Regions from separate parts of the Homo sapiens genome. Here region 1 is linked to region 2. Evidence: chromatin loops called from intact Hi-C (ENCODE). Cell type or tissue: ovary. All regions are shown on one strand. Links, peaks and the distances in the headings refer to the core of each region. The heading gives the core; the rest is flanking DNA.

Evidence for each region. A loop is a pair of places that touch in the nucleus more often than their neighbours do. Peaks named below come from ENCODE experiments on the same cell type or tissue, not always from the same donor. Only the 100,000 strongest peaks of a DNase experiment are listed, where the experiment ranks them.
Region 1: it touches region 2 in a loop (17-fold over the local background); 5 of 110 quality-filtered maps call a loop at or near these places.

What each region holds. Positions count from the first base shown.
Region 1 is chr21:42,599,399-42,610,431 of GRCh38, forward strand. It overlaps LINC01671 (long intergenic non-protein coding RNA 1671), which reads right to left. Exons shown (of 2, transcript NR_131192.1): 2 at 6-1,450. Among named protein-coding and RNA genes, the nearest start is that of LINC01671, 10 kb to the right of the region's middle. RefSeq lists a silencer at 10,507-10,707. In ovary, for the core only: no CTCF peak of the experiment used is centred there; no DNase peak of the experiment used is centred there.
Region 2 is chr21:42,540,186-42,551,218 of GRCh38, forward strand. SLC37A1 (solute carrier family 37 member 1) reads left to right here. Exons shown (of 20, transcript NM_001320537.2): 7 at 2,219-2,295; 8 at 3,251-3,417; 9 at 6,918-6,955. Among named protein-coding and RNA genes, the nearest start is that of SLC37A1, 32 kb to the left of the region's middle. RefSeq lists enhancers at 257-922, 1,938-2,868, 5,072-5,609, 5,610-6,145 and a silencer at 5,096-5,319. In ovary, for the core only: no CTCF peak of the experiment used is centred there; DNase peaks (open chromatin) are centred at 3,366, 4,476, 7,391 and 9,036.

The DNA.
Region 1 (11,033 bases), core at 2,082-10,081, 60 kb after region 2:
GACACTTATAAAACCATCAGATCTCATGAGAACTCCTTCACTATCACGAGAACAGCATGGGGAAAACAGCCCCCATGATCCAATCACTTCCCATCAGGTCTCACCCTCATCACCTGGGGATTACAGTTCAAGATGAGATTTGGGTGGGGACACAGAGCCAAACCATATCACCCTCTTTAAAGGGCAGCTTGCTGAGACTGGAGTATGGCAGCCAGGCGATTTGGGCTGGCCCCACAGGCAGAGCAGACACCTCCATGAACTGAGGCCGGGCTTGTCCCTCCCTCCTCAGTTCACCAGAAGGTTCCTCCACTGGGGCTGTGGGGACTGCTGTGGAGGGTGGGGGGGGGTACTGGGCAGCTGCCGCTGCTTGGCCTCCTGCTCCTGCTTCTGCTGCTGCCACACGCACACTCCCACCTGTGATGGGTTATTTCTGAGTCCCCAACCTCATGACCCAGGGGTGAGACAGAATCCAGCTCATCTGAGCAGTTCCACATGCACAATCAGGTATTCCATCACCCCAGGCCCCAGGAGCACATCAACAGGGACTTTTCAGAATTTTTCGCAGAATCCTCTGCCGCAGATGGCACGGCTTTGTTTCTGAATCCCAGGGGCCTGCACTGTGATTCTGGCATAGTGGTTTGCCATAAACACACAGCATTGCTTTCCCACGTCTGATACCTCTCATAACACAGGGTCCGACCAGCTGCAGGGCCTGAGTCACAGGGCTGCCAGCACTGCAGCCTCGACCTGCTGCAGGCTCAGGGAAGGCCGACAGCTTCTCCTATCAATGGTACATAGGCTGGAGTAGTCTTCATGTGTGTGGAACGTGCTGCCTCCAGAAGGCGTACTGGCATTGTCTGTCTCTCTTGGTCATGGGAGATGCAAGATGCAGTAATTGGCTCTTTGCTGTGGACAGGAGGCCCAGTATGCTCCTGGTTATGGGATATGGGACCTCCCCACCAAGAGTGTTATTAGTGGCAGTTCCCAGAATCTTTGTAGGATTTGTCTGCCAGCTGCAGGCACTCAGGCATCTTACCAAGACTCCCAGTGTGTTAGCTGCTTCTTGGTTAGCACCCGGCCAGCGCAATGTAATCAATGTGGTGGGCCAGTGCCATGCTCTTTGGGATATCCAGCTTGTCCAGTTCTCTCTGGGCTTCCTTAGGGCATAGAATACATGGTTTATTAGCACATAACACTGAGGCAAAGCCAAGGTCCACTGTTATTCATCCTATGTGAAGGCAGGCTCTTTCGGATGCTCTTTCCTCGTAGGAATAGAAAAGAATGCACTTGCCATCTCAGTGGGGCAGAGCACACACCTGAGGCTGTGTTGATCCACCTTGACCGAGATCCCGCGCCTGGCAGGGCAGCTGCCGCTGTGGATTCTCCTTGGTGCAGCTTGCTGAAGTCCACTGTCTTCCTCCAGGAGTCTCCTATTTCTGCAGAGGCCAGCCTGGTAAATTAAATAGAGATACATTGAAGACCACCACCCCTATCCTTCAGCTCCTTAAGAGTAAAACTGAGTCACAACAGCTTGCATAAATCCTGTTTAAACATTTCAACTTACATAATCCTATCAACTTTTCATTTGTATGCTGTGGTCCTATTAGGGGTGGAAAATATCTGAGTCTCATGGTACCACATATGTTACCAGTGGAGGTATCCGAGTTATTGGCAGTGAATCCTTATGGGTCTGCAGCAACCTCAATTCTTGCCTCCTCAGAAGAAAGAATTAGACTGAGGGGCATAAGGCAAAAAAAGACACCAAGGCAACTTTCAGAAGAGGAATGGAAGTTTCTTTCAAAAGGCTTTAGAACAGGAAAGAGGCCGGGTGTTGTGGCTCACGCCTGTAATCCCAGCACTTTGGGAGGCCGAGGCGGGTGGATCACGAGGTCAGGAGATCGAGACCTTCCTGGCTAACACAGTGAAACCCCGTCTCTACTAAAAATACAAAAATTAGCCGGGCGTGGTGGTGGGCGCCTGTAGTCCCAGCTACTCGGGAGGCTGAGGCAGGAGAATGGCGTGAACCCGGGAGGCGGAGCTTGCAGTGAGCCGAGATCGCACCACTGCACTCCAGCCTGGGCGACAGAGTGGGACTCCGTCTCAAAAAAAAAAGAACAGGAAAGAAAGAAAACACACTTGGGAGAGACCCAAGTGGAAGGTCGAGTGCAGTGGTCGACCTAGGTTAACCATGATCCTAGGACTTTCCAGGCTGGCCCCTTTCCCATGGTTCTTCCCTTAGGATGGGCTGCCCGCATGCACATGCCCCCCTTACCCTTGGGAGGTGAGCACACACAGTGTGTTTAGGAAGTGGTACGCATGCCCCTCTGAGGCTTTCTTCCCTTTTCCTGTGGTGTGCCCCTGGAAGGTCACATTCTGCCATTTTGTTTCTTAATGCACATGGCTGGGAAGGTGCTTCTCCCTGGCGCCTGCATTCAGTGAACACTTTAGTGCAACAGGTGTAGACCATCAGGAAATGGCCTCTCACTGGTGCCGGCTGCCAATTTATCCCTTTTAGAGAGACAATGTGATCATTGCCAAAGCATCACCTGACGTTCCTAGTGGGTGGGAGAAGAGCTCTCTCCTCCCTCTGCTCATGAGTGTCTAACTATACCTGTAACAGCACCAGGAACTTCTTTTTTCAACCCCCAGACCATTCTTCCCTCTCTTGTAAAAAAGATTTAGGTTCCCAGCAGGGGCTGAGCCAAGGGTCTCTCTTGCCAAACTTTAATCTGGACTTATCTGCATCAGCGTTGCCCTAGGTAACTATTGCTCAGCTTTCTCATTGCAATCTTTGCCCTCTGATTTTTTTTTTTAATTTATCCAATCTGGGATAAATACAGAAAACTGGTTTGGGGCCCTTTAACATTGTGGGGGCCAGTGGAGGCTTCCTTTGGTTCACCCAACTTTTGACAGCATTGATTAAGACCTTTGTTTCTGCTGGGCGTGGTGGCTCACACCTGTAATCCCAGCACTTTGGAAGGCTGAGGTGGGTGAATCATTTAAGGTCAGGAGTTTGAGACCATCCTGGCCAACATGGCAAAACCCTGTCTCTACTAAAAAATACAAAAAAATTAGCAGGGCATGTTGGTGCACGCCTATAGTCCCAGCTACTCGGGAAGCTGAGGCAAACGACTTGCTTGAACCTGGGAGGCTGAGGTTGCAGTGAGCAGCTGAGATTGTGCAGTGCCAGCCTGGGCAACAGAGCAAGACTAAATCTCAAAAAAAAAAAGAAAAACTTTTATTTTAACTCCATCAATTTCCATTTTATTCTTTTGCCGCTATAAGATATTTGAAGAGATTTATTCTGTGCCAAATCTGAGTGACCATGGCCTGTGACACAGCCCTCAGGAGTTCCTGAGAACATGTGCCCAAGGTGGTCGGGGCACAGCTTGTTTTTATATATTTTAGGGAGGCATGAGACATCAATCAAATACATTTAAGAAATACATTGGTTTGGTTCAGAGAGGCGGGACAACTCAAAGCGGGGCCTTCCAGGCTATAGGTAAATTTAAACATTTTCTGGTTGACAATTGGTTGAGTTTATCTGAAGACCTGGGATCAATGGAAAGGAATGTTTAGGTTAAGGTAAAGGATTGTGGAGACCAAGTTTTATTGTGCAGAGGAATCGCTCAGATAGCAGACTTCAGAGAGAGAGAGAGCAGGTTGTAAAATGTTTCTTTTCAGACCTAAAAGGGTGCCTGGCTCTTAGTTGATTATCTCCGGGATCTGGAAAAAAAGGGAAGGAAAACAAAGTGGGAAGGGCATTCTCTATAGAATGCGGATTTTTCCCACAAGAGACTTTGCAGGGCAATTTCAAGGTATGGCAAGGAAATATATTTTGGGGTTAAATATTTTTTTCCTTGTCTCATAATGTTATGCCAGAGTCAGATTGAAAGTAAGTCACAATATATAGGGTTAAATAAAACCCACCTGATAAGAATTTATGGTTTGTAGGGCATGATTCCCCAGACCCCTTAAGTAGGAATTTGGGCAAGATAAAAAATAAGAAAAAATAAGTCCTCCATTCATTCCATTTCTTAGTAATTATCTAAAGATTGCCACCCTGGGATAAGCCCCAAGACTCTCTCGTCTTTCCTCTTAGCCTCATCTATCAATTTTTAAAAATTTATTTACCTTATTTTTATTTTATTTTTTATTTTTTATTTTTTTGAGACGGAGTTTCGCTCTTTCACCCAGGCTGGAGTGAAGTGGCGTGATCTCAGCTCACTACAACCTCCGTCCCCCCGGGTTCAAGTGATTCTCCTTCCTCAGCCTCCTGAGTAGCTGGGATTATAGGCACCTGCCACCACGCCCGGCTAATTTTTGTGTGTGTGTTTATTTTTAGTAGAGATGGGGTTTCTCCATGTTGGCCAGGCTGGTCTTGAATTCCTGACCTCAGGTGATCCACCTGCCTCGGCCTCCCAAAGTGCTAGGATTACAGGCGTGAGCCACCACGGTACCTGGCCTATTTACCTTATTTTTAAATAACCATTTAAAAATGTCCACTTCCCTTTGATGGATTCTGACTCTTCCTTTTGCCTTTCCCCTGCTCTTAACTAACCTCATGTTTTTATCAGCATCTGTAAGACCCATGAGAAGAAACCAGCTGCTTCATCTGAGGTGCTGCACTTGGCATTTATATTGGAGTCAGACCGTCCCTTCTCAGGGTAAACAGACCTTCCAGTGCCTTTTATCCGGTTCCCCAGGCTGGCTGCTCCCTCAGGAATACTCTCCTGTGTGTCTGGATTGTGTATACCCAGCTGCATTGTTCAGTGGTGAGTGTGGGTCCTGCATCAACCCAAACATGCTCTTTCCCTCTGCAGCATTTTAAACCAGAGACACTGCTCCCAAATTAGTCACTCTCACAATCCATTTTCATAAAGGTTCTTCAGGGAGCTGATGATCCAGATCTACAAAATGGAACAATTCCTTCACACGCCCCTCTAGTTTCAATAGTCGCTTGCTTTTTCCCTTCCCGAACATTGACTATCTTCTTGGTAACTACAGGTCTCAAAGGTAATTTCTTTTGTTCCTGGCATAATTTTCCCGTTTGTGGGTAGCTTTGAGGCTGGTGATCTGAGCTCAGACAGACTCACATCTGAGCTCAGACAGACCCAGATCTGAGCTTGGTCCAGCCCCAAGGCCCAACCCAGCATTCTCTTCCTTTCATTTTGAAACAATCTTTAAATATCCTCTATTCTACATAAAATTGCTTTTCCTTTCAGCAAAAACCACGTTTTTATAACCTTTACCAAACACACTCTGAGTAATCCCAATTTCTGCTGAAAACCCTAGGATTAATTTAACATAACATGACTTTAAGATCTTAAATTCCTGAAGAGAATTTTGAAACTGGTTTTATTTACCATAGATTACCAAAATCACATGTGCTAAAAGGCATTCGAGCTACCATCTATTTTTCTGATAAAATATTTGATTTAAGCATGTAAATGTTCTCCTTCATATATTTTGGTAGTGCTGGGAATGCAAAATGCTTGTTCCCTGGTGCCATAAAGAAATAGCACTTGAGGGCTGGGCGTGGTGGCTCATGCCTATAATCCCAGCACTTTGGGAGGCCGAGGGGGGCGGATCATGAGGTCAGGAGATTGAGACCATCCTGGCTAACACGGTGAAACCCCATCTCTACTAAAAATATACAAAATTAGCTGGGCATGGTGGTGGGCGCCTGTAGTCCCAGCTACTCAGGAGGCTGAGGCAGGAGAATGGTGTGAACCCGGGAAGCGGAGTTTGCAGTCAGCCAAGATCGCGCCACTGCACTCCAGCCTGGGCGACACAGCGAGACTCCATCTCAAAAAAAAAAAAAAAAAAGAAATATCACTTGAACATAAATTTAATTCTCTCAGCAAGGCAATTTTCACTTTCTGCAGAAAGGGTACACTCACCAGCAGTCTTGCCACAAGAGTACACCAAACAAAGGAAAAGCAGATGTATTTATCCCTTACGTATTTGGGTCATCCTTACTGCTGTGTCCTGCATCCATTGGCTGGAGCCGAACCTCACAGTCTAAACTGACACTCGACTTGCTAACAACCTAAAACTTTCTTAAATAGGTAAAGGCAAAGGGAGAACAAAGGAAAGGAGGAAGTTGCTTATGAAAGATTTAAAGAAGCAATAACATTTCCAAATAAGGAAGGGGCATAGGCTGTGAGCTGGAACGTGCCTGTGAGCATGTCCAACAGCTACATAGGATAGGGCTTAACAAAGAGTTATTAGCACAAAGCAAGGAGGCTTGAAGAAAGTCAGTCTTTAAAAGAAACTATTATTTCTAACACTTATGATTTATTCTTTAACAGGAAGGGAAACTTTGAAGAGGAAACTTTTTACTTTCTACAGTAGCGAAGTGTCACATACGCATGACACATATGTAGACGTAGCAGACACAGCAGCAGATCTTATACATTTAATAAGATTTTTCTTTTGCCATTTTTTAAAGATTCTCCCTCACTTTAGACTATTAATCTCTTGATTTCCTGTTTCATGCCCTAAACAAATGTTAGGGAGAAAATTCTAAATCTGCATCTCCCAAGACAGGACTCTGGGGAAACAGGTAGAAAGGAACAGAACTTCAATCTAAGCAAAAGCAAGGTCTGTTATGTAGACTTTAAGCCATTGTCTTCTCCATAGAGAAAGTTTCTAGTGGTTTCAGTACGGAGACAGACACGCCCTTACAAATGGAGATTCCCTCTAAAGATGTACATTTCCTTTACAAAGCGTGTTGAAGGCTGATTCGTTGGATAGGCGGTCTTTTCAATTTAGCTTGTTTCTTAATTAGATTACTGGCTTTAAGGTAGAGCCCTTTAAGGACCAGGACCAAGAAAGCATGCAGGTTTTAGGACCTAAACCACGACTTTCTTATTCAAACGTGCAAACACCCAAGTACCCCCGTATCAATGATCGTTTCCATTGCACGACTGTCCTGAGCCACCTCCAACACTATGGCTTTCACCCGCCATCAACCACCAGCCATCACACACATCAAGGTCAAGTCCTCTCACAGTGCCAAGCAGTCTCTAGTGCCCTACAAACAGCCAGCGAGCCCAGTAACACAGTACAAGAGAGCAGAGCCCTAGACCTGAGGGGAACCTGTCTGCTTACAACCTAGGATGCCACGAGGAAAAACAGGTTCCTCCCAAAGAGAGGAGACTGGTGCCTTTTCCCTGTTCCCCAAGGATCCTAGGCTGTCAGAAATTTCCTTGTTTAGGTCCTCATGTGTCATTGAAGGTTGCAAGAGGAAAGAGGGACAGACAGAAGCAAACAGAGAAACAGACAGGGTTCTCGACTGAGAAGTTTTACAGAGAGCAGAGGCCGTAAAGCAATAAGCAAGCCGGGCGCAGTGGTGCAAGCCTGTAATCCCAGCACTTTGGGAGGCTGAAGTGGGTGAATCACCTGAGGTCAGGGGTTCGAGACCAGCCTGACCAACATGGTGAAACCCAACTCTACTAAAAATACAAAAATTAGCCGGGCATGGTGGCGGACGCCTGTAGTCCCAGCTACTCTGGAGGCTGAGGCAGGAGAATTGCTTGAACTTGGGAGACGGAGGTGCAGTGAGCCAAGATCTCACCACTGTACTCTAGCCTCTAGCCCGGGTGATGGAGCAAGACTCCGTCTAAAAAAAAAAAAAAAATAGCAATAAGCAATAGGCGTGAACACATATACAACCCACATGGCAGATTGAACCAAGTTACCTTTTGACTGCCAAGCTCTTTTAAAAACCTTTTCCCAGTTGTAATTCCTACCAAAGCCATTTTACTTTGCCTCTGCTGCTGGCTGGGCTCCATCACCAAACAGGCAGCCCCTAGAAGCAGCCATCCACAGCAGTAGCTGCTCACCACCCTTCCTTACCGCTATGTGATGGATGGCTCTCAGCTAATGATTGCTTTAAGCATGCCAGCAGTTTAGGGACATCACTGCATTCACACACATGCACCTAAAAGGCGAACCATGCTGCTCCACGTGGAAGTGGCTGCTGCCTGGGATTTCTCCCACAGATGCTTCATTCCCTTTGCACATTTCTTGGTCTCTCAGTCCACGTTTTACAGTGGGCAGGTCTAGGCAAACCAGCCCCAAAGTCCAAAGAAGCTGAGAAGCTGACACATTGAGTTTCTTAGAAATGTTTCATACGGACTTACAAAGAGAAGCCATGGCTGTGTCTCAGGTGGCAACGAGATGAGATGGTGGATCCCTACCCCTCAGCCCCAGACCCAGAGCTTATATAGCACAGGGAGGAGTGGTTCAGAAGGAATGTGCAGGATGATTGAAGGATGATAATGTCAAGGTTGTTTGACCTAAGGGCAGGACCTACAGTAAGTAGCTGCTCTTACACAGGGAGTGGTAGATAAACTGGAAATCTTAGAGGCCTCCTCAGAATGTTAATCATAAGCCAATGTAAACCAAAAATAAAATTCTAAGTCCCCCAGCCATCTGAATGAATGCCTCCTCTTGGCCAAGGGCATTCCAAAGTTAACCTGAAAAGCTAGTTCAGGCTGTGATGGGAATCAGGAGCCAGACATACCTTATTATCCCCTCCTCCCTTTTGGCATTACTAATAGAACTGGTGAACAAAAGGAGTCAAACTCTGTAAAATATTTGAAGAGATTTATTCTGAGCCAAATATGAGTGACCAGTGGTCCGTGACGCAGCCCTTGGGAAATCCTGAGAACACGTGCCCAAGGTAGTCAGGGTGCAGCTTGGTTTTATACATTTTAGGGAGACATGAGACATCAATCAAATATATTTAAGAAATATGTTGGGGCTGGGTGTGGTGGCTCACACCTGTAATCCCAGCATTTTGGGAGGCCGAGGTAGGGGGATCATCTGAGGTCAGGAGTTTGAAACCAGCCTGACTAACATGCTGAAACCCCATCTCTACTAAAAATACAAAGAAAAAAAAAAATTAGCCGGGCGTAATGGCAGGCACCTGTAATCCCAGCTACTCGGGAGGCTGAGGCAGGAGAATCACTTGAACCCAGGAGGCGGAGGTTGCAGTGAGCCGAGATTCCGCCATTGTACTCCAGCCTGGGTGACAGAGTGAGACTCCGTCTCAAAAAAAAAAAAAAAAGAAAGAAAAAAATAAAAGAAACACATTGGTTCAGTCCAGAAAGGTGGAACAACTTGAAGCTCAGGGGTTGGGTGGTTATAGGTAGATTAAACATTTTCTGATTGGCAGTTGGTTGAAAGAGTTAGCAATAGAAAGGAATGTCTGGGTTATGATAAGGGGTTGTGAAGAACAAAGTTTTTTTATCGTGCAGATGAAGCCTCTAGGTAGCAGGCTTCAGAGAGAATAGACTTAAATGTTTCTTATCAGACTTAAGGTCTGTGTTGATATCCATGCTGGCGGGTACAATGAGGCACGTCTGACCCCCACTTCCTGTAATGGCCTAAACCAGTCTTTCAGGTTAAATTTAGAATGCCATGGCCTAGAAGGAAGTCCATTCAGATGGTTGGGTGGCCTTCAAATTTTATTTTTGGTTTATAGAACAGAATTTTTAAGTCTAATAAGAAACATTTACAATCTATTGTCTCTGAAGGCTGCTACCTGGAGGCTTCACCTATGGTCTCCACAACCCCTTATCTTCACCCAGACATTCCTAAGTCTTTCAACAGTAACTTAACTCTTTCAACCGACTGCCAATCAGAAAATCTTTGAATCTACCTATGACCTGGAAGCCCCCACCTTCCAGTTGTTCCACCTTTCCACACCAAACCAATGTACATCTTCCATTTATTTGAATAATGTTTCATGTCTCCCATGACCACCTTGCACCCAGACCACCTTGAACGCATGTTCTCAGAACCTTCTAGGGCTGTGTCACAGGCCATGGTAACTCATATTTGGTTCAGAATAAATCTCTTCAAACATTTTAGAGTTTGACTCTTCATCAACACCAATATATTAGTCCTTTCTCACACTGCTATAAAGATACTACCTGATGCTGGGTAATTTATAAACAAAGGAGGTTTCATTGACTCACAGTTCCACATGGCTGCGGAGGCCTCAGGAAACTTACAATCATAGTGGAAGGTGAAGGGGAAGCAAGGCACAACTTACATGGCAGCAGGAGAGAGAATGAAGAGCGAACTGCTACTTATCAACTATCAGATCTTATGAAAACTCACTCACTATCATAAGAACAGCATGGGGGAAATTGCCCCCATGATCCAATCACCTCCCACCAGGTCCCTCCCTCAACACGTGGGGATTGCAATTCGAGATCAGATTTGGGTGAGACACAGAGCCAAACCGTATCAACCAACATGGCAGATTAGCATCCAGGCTGGAGCTGCTGTGGCCTCCACAACCCTCTGTCTCAGTGCCATAATCTCTGGTGTATAAGAAAGATTTATGTTATTTCTCATTCATACTCCATGTGCACTGCGGTAGTTTTGGGGGCTTTTCTCTCACTCTGGGATCCACCCTAATGAAACAGCCACCACCTTAAAGGTTGAAAGAGACCACGCCTCAGGGAATGAGACCTCTGATGCACATTACCTGTGCTCACAGCTCATTGGCCACAGCAGCCATGTGACCGCACCCAACCACAAAGCTGCACAGCTCATTGGCCACAGCAGCCATGTGACCACACCCAACCACAAAGCTGCACTTGTATGAGGGCAAGACCAACTTCTTCAAAGCCAGTCACTCAAAGGGGATTCCTTAGAAAGGAATTCCCCAGGGTTGGTTGTCAACACTGGCTAGGACTTCCAGTACAATCTTACTCAGAAGCAGGAAGAGCAGCCATCATTGCCTCAAAGGAACATTTCACTTTTAATTATGATGGTTTCTGTAGGTTTTGGGGCATATATTTAATCAGATTAAAGAACTTCCATTATAGTCTAGTTCACTAAGAGTCCTTTTTTAAAATTACAAGTGTACATTGATTTTTTTCATGCCTTTTTCCTAATCTGAGATGGTTTAATCCTGCCTTTAATAGTTATAAAACTATTCACATTTCATTTATTATTAATTTTGGTAAGTATATTTCTGTTGTATATTTGTTTTCTATTTCAATAAT
Region 2 (11,033 bases), core at 1,319-9,318:
TGGTCGCAACACACAGCGGGACAGGGCGTTCCACCTAGGTCTGTCCACAGTGAGGGGTTGGCATATGGAGTTTATTTGAGGGTTTAAGGAATTTGGCTCAGGGCCAGGGTTAGTTTCTTTCCATGTTTTGGGTCAACAACTGAAACACCTTTATCAGTGCCTAGGAGTGTTCAGGGACCAACTTGGGTCCAAGCCTACAAAGGAAAACCTGCAGCTGGTTGGGTCACAGTGAGAGGAAAAAGGGGGAGACCTGAGGAGTCTACAGAGGGATGCAAGGGCGGAAGGAAGGGCCGACTTTGGAGTTGGGCAGCAGGAGGGGGTGTGAGGCAGTCAGTGGAGAGAACAGGAGAGATCATGAAGGTGCTAGAAGGGGAGAAGGCCTGAGGACAGCGCGCGCTGGCTTTGCCCTTGGAGCTGGAGCCCTTCCGGAATCTCCTGGCTTCTGCCCTTCCCAGCAGTCCTGTGGATCAATATTCAGCAGCCGAGGGAAGCTGCTGAAATAATGATGCTCATCTCGGGCTTTGTGATGCTTCTGGGGCTCCCCAGATAGGTCAGGGGAATGCTATAAAACCATCAAGCAGATTGTATTTAATTTTGCTTTTCAAGATTTTGCCATAACACTTGAAAAAGTTTGGCTATTTTAATTACAAAAGCAATTCACACTTGTGTAGTAATATAGAAAATTAGAAGGGAGGAGAAAACAATTTTCCAGAGTCCCAGCATGTTTCTGGAGTGAAGGCCCAGCCCGGTCAGCCCAGAGGCAGCAACAGTTAGACCAGCGGCTCCCAGGCGTCTTCTAGAGCAGCAGTTTCCAACCTTTTTGGCACCAGGGACCAGTTTTGTGGAAGACAGTCTTTCCACTGGGGACCAGGGTTGGGGAGAGGAGGATGGTTTGGGGATGAAACTGTTCCCCCTCAGGTCATCAGGCATTCGATTCTCATAAGGAGCGCACAACCTGGATCCCTCACATGTGCAGTTCACAGTAGGGTTCGCGCTCCTATGAGAATCTAACGCCCCGCTGATCTGACAGGAGGTGGAGCTCAGGCGGCAATGCTTGCTCTCCCACTACTCACCTCCTGCTGTGTGGCCCGGTTCCTAATAGGCCACGGATCAGGACTAGTCTGTGCCTGGGGTTGGGGACCCTGCTCTAGAGAGCTGGCTTACTGCAGTGAGGTGGTCAGAGCTGCCAGGCTGGCCCAGGGTTGGGGACCCTGCTCTAGAGAGCTGGCTTACTGCAGTGAGGTAGTCGGAGCTGCCAGGCTGGCCCTGGTTTCGTGCAGTCTTGTAGAGCCACCCCCGAGTCTCAAGACGCTAGAGCGTCCTCAGCAATACATTCCCCAAGTCCCTTCATGAAACTCAAGTCAGGGATTCTTCAAAAGTGCAGAGATACTTTGTCCAGGCGCGAAGTCAAGTTCGTGTTCATTCCAGAGAATGATTAACAACAGTACCTTCTCCATGGCATGGTAAGGGAAACATGCAATTCACAAGCCATGTTTATCATACAATTCTATAAACAGTTCATAAAGAGAAGAAAGGTTTTCTCTCTTTAAAAAGTTTGTATTTGTTTATTTTTTGAGATGGGGTCTTACTGTGTTGCCCAGGCTGGAGTGCAGTGATGCAATCACAGCTCACTACAGCCTTGACCTCCCAGGCTCAAGCAATCCTCCCATCTCAGCTTCTTGAGTAGCTTGGACCACAGGTGTGCACCACCACACCTGGCTAATTTTTAATTTTTTGTAGACAAGGGGGTCTCTCTATATTGCCCAGGCTGGTCTCAAATTCCTGAACTCAAGAGACCCTCCTGCATTGGTCTCCCAAAGTGCTAGAATTACAGGCATGAGCCGCTGCACCTAGCCTCTTTCTATGAAGTTTTTGGATTCAAAAGAGACCGGGAAGCTTGGCCCCACACTGTTATGAGGTGTGATCTGCTGGTGGTGGGGTTCTGGCTGGGTTTTTTTTCCTCGCTTTTCTCTGCTTATTCTAAAATTTCCACAATAGGCATGCATTGCTTTTATTTTGAAAAATATATAGATACCTGTATACATGGTTTTAAAATATATATGTAGTTTAAACTGTATATAAATATAAAATTGACAGTCCATCTCTGGCTGTCGTGCCCCCTGCTTTGTGTAAGTGGAGCAAGCTCTGTGCACCTCCCTGCAGCGCTGTCCCGGGCCTGCTTCCCACAGGTCAGTCTCTCCTTTGGCCTCTCCTGCAGGTCATCAACGGGCTGGTGCAGACCACCGGCTGGCCCAGCGTCGTCACCTGCCTCGGCAACTGGTTTGGAAAAGGAAGGTGAGAAAAAGCAGCCCTGTTTCCAATAGCAGATGAAAACTAGACCATTTTACTTTTAGTTTTTCTGTAGACTGATTACAGCAAAAACACTTTAGTATCCTCTTTAAAATAAGATGGCTGAAACCTCTGGGGCTTGAATTGCTGAAATTCAGATGGCCTGTGTCCCACGAGACAGGGGAGCTCCGCCCTCCCACTGTGGGCCTGGTGAAGTCCGTGTCACTCGGCGGCTCCTCTGACAGCTGCATCTGGCCTCCCAGGTGTTGTGGGAGATGCAGAGTCCAGGACCCTGCCCCAGGCCTTTTGAAGCCAAAGCTACATGTTAACATGGGAGTTTGGGAAGTCCCGACCTGGGTCACCCAGCGCACAGCACCAAAGTAGCAGAGCTGGGACCCAGCCTGGCGAGTCCAGATTTATTTGTAAATGGCTTTTATTTTATACAGATAAAATTTATTTATTTGTAAAATTCAGCTCAGCCAGGCCAAAGGCTTATTTATGGTGGACGATCGCAAACAAGATGCGGAAGCTAAAACGGGAACACCAGCGTCATCAGGTCTTAAGTCTTAGATACTGTGCCTCATTCACCTGGTGTGTGCATCCATGAGTTTTGTTCAAATGACAGTTCATCAAGTGACTGTATGTATTAATTGATTGTAGAGGCACAAATTTTAATTTCAGGCCTTCCAAGACTTTCAGGGAAAGGCCTCTTTCTTCTTCTTGAGTACAGAATGCGCTCAGAGCAAGAGGTAGAATGGGTGATGGCACAGCCTGAGGCCACATAAACACATCAGCTCTCGTGAGCATCGCGAGTCCTGCATGGCACAGAAGCAGGGTCTGCATGGCCCCCCGTTGATTCTGCGCCGACTCCCTACTTTGCAGGCACTGCTGCGCCCTGCACTGCTGGACTCGTTTCAGCTTCTCAGCTCCATCTTCTGTCTTCTGTTTTGTTGTGCTGCAGGAGAGGTTTGATTATGGGGGTCTGGAACTCCCACACCTCCGTGGGCAACATCTTGGGGTCATTGATCGCTGGCTACTGGGTGTCCACATGCTGGGGCCTGTCCTTCGTCGTGCCTGGAGCCATCGTGGCAGCCATGGGGATAGTGTGCTTTCTCTTCCTCATTGAACGTAAGTGCACGTGGCCTTGGAGACCACCCACCAAGGGAGGCCTCGGATTTCCCTGCCTGGGTGGGCCTTGGGGGCGAGTGTGAGAGCTGCGTGGCCTAGCGCCCTGTTTGCCCGTGGCTGCCTCAGCGCTCTTCTTACCAGGGAGACTTCCCCGGGGAGCCGGTTCTCTCCTGGTTTTGCTGGATTTCCTACTCTCCCCTGATTCTGGAGTGACCCATGTCCCCATTCCTTCCTCCCGTCCTCCTGTCCTCCCTTGCCCCGGCATCAGGAGTTCATGCATGGGAGTCTTCCATCTTCCCACAGGCTGTTCCTTCTCATGCCCATCTTGCCACCACAGCCTGAATTGGACCCAGTCAGCTCTTTGCCTTCTGATAAGATATATCTTGGACAGTGTTATAAAAGACTGACTTAATATCTTAACTGGGTAAAAAGTATCTCTTGGAAAATCAAATCTCTTATTCCATTTCAGATTCAATAGCAAACTCTTTATTTAATTGAATTTGAAATTCATTTCTGAAGTAGAGATCCAGCAGGCTCTGGTGCTGAGAAGATTCAGGACAGTTACAGCAAGAATAGAGATGCCCGGGTGGCCCTGGCGGTCACACGACAGGGGCTCGAATCCCGCAAGCCATTCTGATAAGCTGTACTCAACTCTTAGTTCTTTGACTGAGTTTAAACCATATGGCAGGAGACAGCTCCCTCATGCTGCCTGCCAGGTAGGGACACTCAGAGCCAGCTCCCTCCAGCCACACTGGGCATTGCTGATCACTTCAGCTCTGCATGCAAAAGTTCATCCATATTCCATTTAGTCGCTCACTTTTTTTGTCTTGCAAAAGCTAACCTTTTAATTTTTAAGGTAACCATCATCTGGCCACACTGTGAGTTTGGAGACTCTCACCCCATGCTTCTGTGTTGGTGAAAATGGAAATAAACATTCAGATGAGGAATGTCCAGACACACCCATTGGTGTGAGCAAAAAGTGGGGGCCCCGGGCTGCACTCCGCTCCCCTTTCCCCGCTTCTGCAGAGGCTGAGTAAGCCTTCGGCCACACCCCAAACAGCCTGAGCAGGGGCCTCCTGGGATGGGTGGGGGTCTGGATCCCTCCCAGTGGGCCAGCATGTGGCTTTCAGCTCTGGCTGGTGTGTCACTGCAGTTCTGAGAAAGGCCATTTCCACCACCTGTTTTCTTCCGCTCTGGTTCCTAGAACCTGGAGTTCTGTGCCCCTGCGCTCCAAGTGTTTGAGACACCAGCCACCCGGAGAACAATGTGCCTCTCTTTGTTAGCGCACAGGGGCCCCTGGGTGTCTCCTGCCTGAGGGTAGAGTCCATGGGGTCTTCTGTTCTCTTCCTTAACTGGAAAGGGGCTGGCTCTGGGGAGAAAAGGACATGTGGAAGGGAAAGGAGCTTGCTCAATGGCCGGGACCTCAGCACCCGCTCCAGGCATTCACGGCCCTATGTTGATGTTTGTCTCTGTAAGCAGAGAGAGCTCAGCTCTTGTGAATAAGCCTCCCTGATCCAATTTGGGCAGATAGCAATGAGCCAGATGCCCCCTGTCCCTGGGTCCTCTGGCCACAGGCCCACTCACCTACAGGAAGGCTGCATGCTTCATCTCTAGCCAAACAAAACCAAACTACCAGAACCTCCTGCCCAGGGAATCTTTCTGACACTCTTTCCCCTTGTGCCTGGGAGGTGCACTGTGTCTGAATGATGAGACCCAGCTGTGACAACAGTGGCTGGATGCTGAGTCTGAGAACAGGAGCTCTTTGCAGATAGGGAGGAAACATCAAGTGCCCCTTGGTTTGTTTCTGCCCCTCCTTGTCCCGAATCACTGATCCTGGGCAGGTACTAAAGGCATCAGATGTGCCATTCTTGCGGTCAACAGAGGATGTGGCTTTCTCTGCTGCTCCTTCACTCTTGTCTCCTGCCCAGGGTGAGCCCCAAAGGACAGGGCGTCCCCTGCTCCTTTCTCAGGCCTCTCTGAGTCTCCTTTCTGAAGCTGTTCTCAAATGTGTCCCAGCCAAGGGACGTGTGTGCCCAAGTCCCTGAAGGTGAAAGTCCAGGAAGAGCCATATCAGGGGAAGCCCCTGGCTTACCCCTGGGGGCATCACACTGTGAGTGGATACCGATGGGGTGAGTTGGCTGATGTCCTTTAAATTGGTGACCATACATCACAGGTGGACCATTGGGACTGCCCAACATGCCGACCATGTGTCCTTGGTCAGTGGCCTCGCCCTATGGGCTGTGCCCAGGACAGGAGGGCGACGCACCCCACAGCCAGCCACGGACCTCTGGGTGCAGACCCACCTGGCCCTACGGCATGTTGATAATAACCTTATCAACAAAACCCAGACAAGAGGTTTGATGCTGGCCTCGAGGCCAGCAGGAGTGTGCTCGGCAGCTGCATGTCCCTCTATGATGTCACCCTGTGTTGTATGGGAATGGACTTGGCTGTGGGGAGCCTGCAGCCCTGTAGCTCAGTTTGGGTTGCAAGGCAGTAACCAGTTTCATCCAAGGTGATAAAGAGACCAAGGTGCTTGGTAGTCAGAGGGGGCTGCAGAGGTGGAGCGAGAAGCAGTAGGGCTGGTTTCCCGCAGCACCTAGAGGCCTGGGGTCTGACTCTGGGTTCCCGCATTGCTCGGGGCAGGTTGCTGGTGTCTGTAAAGGACACGCTGAAGCCTCACTTCTGGTTCTGTTCCTTTTCAAGTTTCCTCCCTTCCTTGCATTTACACAAAGATGTTTGTTCCATATCAAGATAGATGTTTTATCTCCACTCATTTTTATTTCTAATGAATTTCATAACATGAAATACCTCATTACAGACATTCTTCCAGCCTCGCTCCCCTGATGTGCTTTTCCTGGTTTTGCTTTTCTTCTGGGGCTTGTCCTCTGAATGAGAGTCGTGGGCTTGTCCACACAGCGTCCGCATGCTCTGCTTGTGATTATTGGCCACGCTGGGAAGTATTTTCCATATTTAAAGTAGCGTTCACGTTCACAGTGTTGGCACTGGCTGGCGGTGATCTGCCATACCCCCCTTGCACACAAGTGGGCTGCCAGGCCGAGTGACTGGGGACAGGCCGGGGCGTGTGCGGGAGTCACTGGTGGGACAGCCAAGCTGTGCCCTTGCCCTCACCTGGCATGCTATGGCGATGGCTTTTTTCTGAAACGAATGCCAATTTAGTAAAGGTATAAGATGGCATCTTGTGTTTTATTAAATTTTATTGTGTATATTTAAGGTATGCAACATGGTGTTACAGATACATAGAGATAGTAAAAAGGTTACTAGTAAAGCGAAGCAAGTTAACATAGCCATCGCAACTCACAGCTGCCCGCTTTTGTTTTTGTGGCAAGAGCAGCTCAAATCCACTCATTTAATGTGAATCCTGCATACAGTCCAGTTTCACACCCGGTGCTCCCGTGTTGCCCTGTCCTCGGGTTACGTAGCTTACTTGGCATTGCCATGGTGGTGGACCTGCTCAGCCTCACTCATGTTTGCTCTTTCAGATCCGAACGACGTCAGGTGCTCCTCCACCCTGGTGACGGTAAGGACCCTGTTTTCTTGTCCTTTTCTAGAACAGTGTGCGGTTCTGACCACTTCCCCAGCCTGCTCCTGCCTGTGCGGTGTCAGACAGAAACACACAGGGTAGACAGAAGTCCCACCCTCAAAACATTGGCAGTTCTAGGAATAGAGAATATTCTGTTTTGGGTTTCGCTGATAATAACCTTATCAGCAAAACCCAGACAAGAGGTTCAATGCTGTCCAGATGAAGGACTTCATGCTAAGGGGAACCAAAGGCTGGGCCCTGGCCAGGCCTCCTCAGGAGTGGAGACCTCCTGGTTTCCCCAGGGGCCTCAGTGTGACGGGGAAAAACGCACGTGTCAGCTGCCTGCCATCACTTAAGTTGGTGGCTGCACGTCTCAGGTGGCCGAGAGGTCTGCCCAGCACGCCATTCCTTCTCTTCTGTACCCCTGCCCAGCTCAGCCAGCGTAGGCCCTGCAGGCAGGATTGCTGACCACGTTGGCTGCCATGAATGAGCCCTGCCCTAGCTGCCTCCACCCGCAGCCAGTCACCACTGGCCACTTTCCCACCTGGCTAAGGCCAGCCCTCCCGCGGTACCGGTCCCCTCCCTCTCATGGCCCAGGGCTTGACTCCCGCAGACACACCCCCCGCCCCAAATACCATTCCTGGCACACTCATGTAGTATTGGTGGCTGTCTTGGAAGAAAGTCCCTCTGGCCCTCATGCCTGCTCCCAGCCGCCCCGCTCCCCATGTCCACTGGCATGACACCCCTCCTGTCTGCAGGCCACCGCCACCTCACGGGAACAGCCCATCAGATCCCAGCAACGTCACCCGGACACATAGGGTGGTCAGCTCTCTGGCCTCACCCTGCTGGGCCCGTCGCCCGCGTCTGACCCAATGCTTCCCTCCCTCTGGGGGTCAGCTCTCTTCCCTCCCTCTGGGAAAGGCTCCCCTACCCGGGCTAACATGTTAGTCACGTCTGTGCCGAGTGTCAGACCCCAGATGTGGGGGTGCCCCCAGGCTGCCCTGCGGCCTCCTCTCTCCTTGTCTGCCCGCTCACTGCAGGAGAGCGCGCTCGGGCCTTTCAGCGGCTCCAGGTGCGTTGATGTCGAGTCACCATGCTGTCCCCAGAGTGACCCACCCCTGAGCTCCGCAATCTGAGGTCTCACCACCACTCAACCTTCCCACGGAGATGTCTGAGTGTCCTTCAGACTTAACACGACTGGAGGAGATCTCTTGATTTTACCCCTGCACAAGCCGATCCCCCAGCATCCCCCATCTCAGTCAGGAAGCTGCTGTCCACCCTGTGGACAGGCCAGACCCGAGGAGCCAGCCCAACACCCCCTCCCTTCAGCCCCGCACCCCATCCTTGGCCATGTTCTGTCAGTTCTGCTCTGTTCTGTGAGGGGATGTGGAATGGAAACCCTCTCACCTCCTCCGCCTCTACCACCCTGGTCCCCGTCACCACCGTCAGCTCTCCTCCGAGCCACTGCTCATCAGCCTCCTAGAACGATCCACTCTTGCTCCCCAGAATCTCTTCTTCACACCGCACTTGCAGAGACTGTATTGATACAGACGCCAGAGCACATCAGCCCTTGCACAACACAGTCCAGTGGCTCCATGTCGCCCCGTGTGAAATCCTCACCAGTCCATCTGGTTGGTCTCTGTCACCCTCACAGAAGGGTGCGAGCCCCTCGGGCCTGGATCATCACTGGGTCCCGGCACCTGGGGCAGCACCTGGCCTCGTGCGGGAGGGGGGCCAGAGTCCTTTTTCTGTCTTTTCATACCTCGGGCTCCTGGGTGTGATTCATATGGAAAGAAGGGTTCTGATACTTGATGACAAAAACAAAGAAACAAAATGAAGTTTGAAAACCAGTGCCTTCAGGAAGGTCAAACACCATATGATGTTCTTAAAACTATGGTTGATATTTTAAAATGTTTTAAAAAGCCGTGTTCCTGCCCTGAGCATGAATTTCAGTTTCCAAGCTTGTACAGTCGTGCCGTGAAGTAGCTTAAAGCTGCCCGGACCAGCCGTCTTGAGACTGGGGAGAACTTCGCACACACCTTCCGCCCTGGAACACCTTCTGTCCTCTAAGAAGAGCTTTTCTCACCCAGGGGCGGCCAGGCCTGAGGATAGGAAGCAGGCGTGCAGGGGGTTTTGGGGAGGAGCAGCTCTTCCTCACACACAGCTTTTAGGAATATGAGAGCTCATCTAGGCGAGAGGCATTGCTTCTGCTCCTCGTGTGTATGAGTTTGGGGCTGAAGCCTGTGTTTCATTCTCCCCGTTCAAATCCTCTCCGAGCAGTTCACTGAGATCTACTGGTGCCCAGGTGTCCCCGACGTGCCCTGAGGCAGGTGGTCCAGAGAAACAGCTTCTCGTCCTCTCTCCTCTCCATGTTGGCTGGTCGCAGAGGGAGAGATGGCTGATATCTGGGGATATTTTATCAGCTTCTGCAAACAGCCCCAAAGTTCTTTTTCCTGCAGGAATGTTACCTGCTCTGTGCAGGACACCAACGAGACCCTTGTCACGGGCCTTCCTGAGGGAGCTGAGGGCAGTTTGGCCAATGTCCCATCAGCTGCTGTCCTTCTGTAGTATCTTCCCTTTATCACAAATGGGAGCTTTTGGGCAAAGCAAAATGCATTTGTAAGAGATTTCAGATGTGCTGACTTGTTCTGGGAAGTTCCCATGTGGAAGTGTTATTTTTAGGATAAAATTCTAATTTTTTCCAATATTTTAAAGTTCTTGTTATGGAGACTTTAAACATATAAAAAGGTAAAAATAACAGCATAACGAACCCCTGTGTACCCATTACCCAAGTTTCCAACAGTTGGCCAATCTGACTCTATCAACGCCCCTTCTAATACTATCCCTTCCCACCTCCTGCTGATGTATTTTGCAAGCAAATAGCAATCATCTTAATATTTTGTCTCTGACTACTTCAGTATGTTTCCAAAATATAAGGACTCTTTTATGTGAAACAAAATGTACTATACCATTATCACACTTAAAAACCAATGGCAAAGAATAGAAAAACAGTAGAGAAAATCAATGAAACCAAAAGTTGGTTCTTTGGAAAGATCAACAAAATTGATCATCCTGCACCTAGACTGACCAAGAATAAAGGAGGACTCAAATTACCAAAATCAGGACCAGGAAAGGTGGCATTTCTGCCACATTTACTGAAATAAAATGGATTATGAGGGAACTATATGCCAACCAATTAGAAAACTTTGAATAAATGGAAAAATTCATAGAAGGACAGAAACTACCAAAACTGACTCAAGAGAGGAGGAAATCTGAATAGATCTAAAACAAGTAAAGAAATTAAATTGTTAATTTAAAAACTTCACTCAAAGAAAATCCCAGGACCAGATGGCTTTACTGGTAAATTCTGCCAAACATGGAAAGAAGAGCTAATACTAATTACTCACAAACTCTTCCAAAAAATAAAAGTGGGGGGAAACTTCCTAATTCATTCTATGAGGTGTTATCGTAATAACAAAAGACTAAAACCTCTTAAGAAAACTGTACAACAGTATCTTTTATGAGTGTAGATGCAAAACTCAATAGCAGCAACCAGAATTCAGCCACCTACAAAAGGATTATTTACCATGATCAAGTGGGATTTATCCCAGGAATACACAGCTGGCTTAACAGGTAATGTTAATGTAATACACCATTTGAATGGATAAAGGACAAAAGCTGCATGATCATCTCAGTAGAAGCAGGCAAAGCACTGGACAAAATCCAGCACCCTTTCATGTGAAAACACTCAACAAACTAGGAATAGAAAGCAACTTCCTTGACCTGACAAAGGGCATCTAATAAAACCCACACCTCACAGTGTGCTTAATGGTGAAAGACCAGGTGCTTTCCGCCTGAGATCAGGAACAAGACTAGGAGGCCTGCTCTTGCCGTTTCTATTTACCATTGTAATGCAGGCAGGCCAGTTAGGCAAGAAAAGGATATAAACGGCATGCAGATTAGACAAGAAGTAAGACTACTTCTCTTTGCAGATGACATGATCTTTTATACAGAAAATCATAAGGAGTCCTCAAAAAAATGGTTAGAGTGAATTAATAAGTTAGCAAGGTTGCAG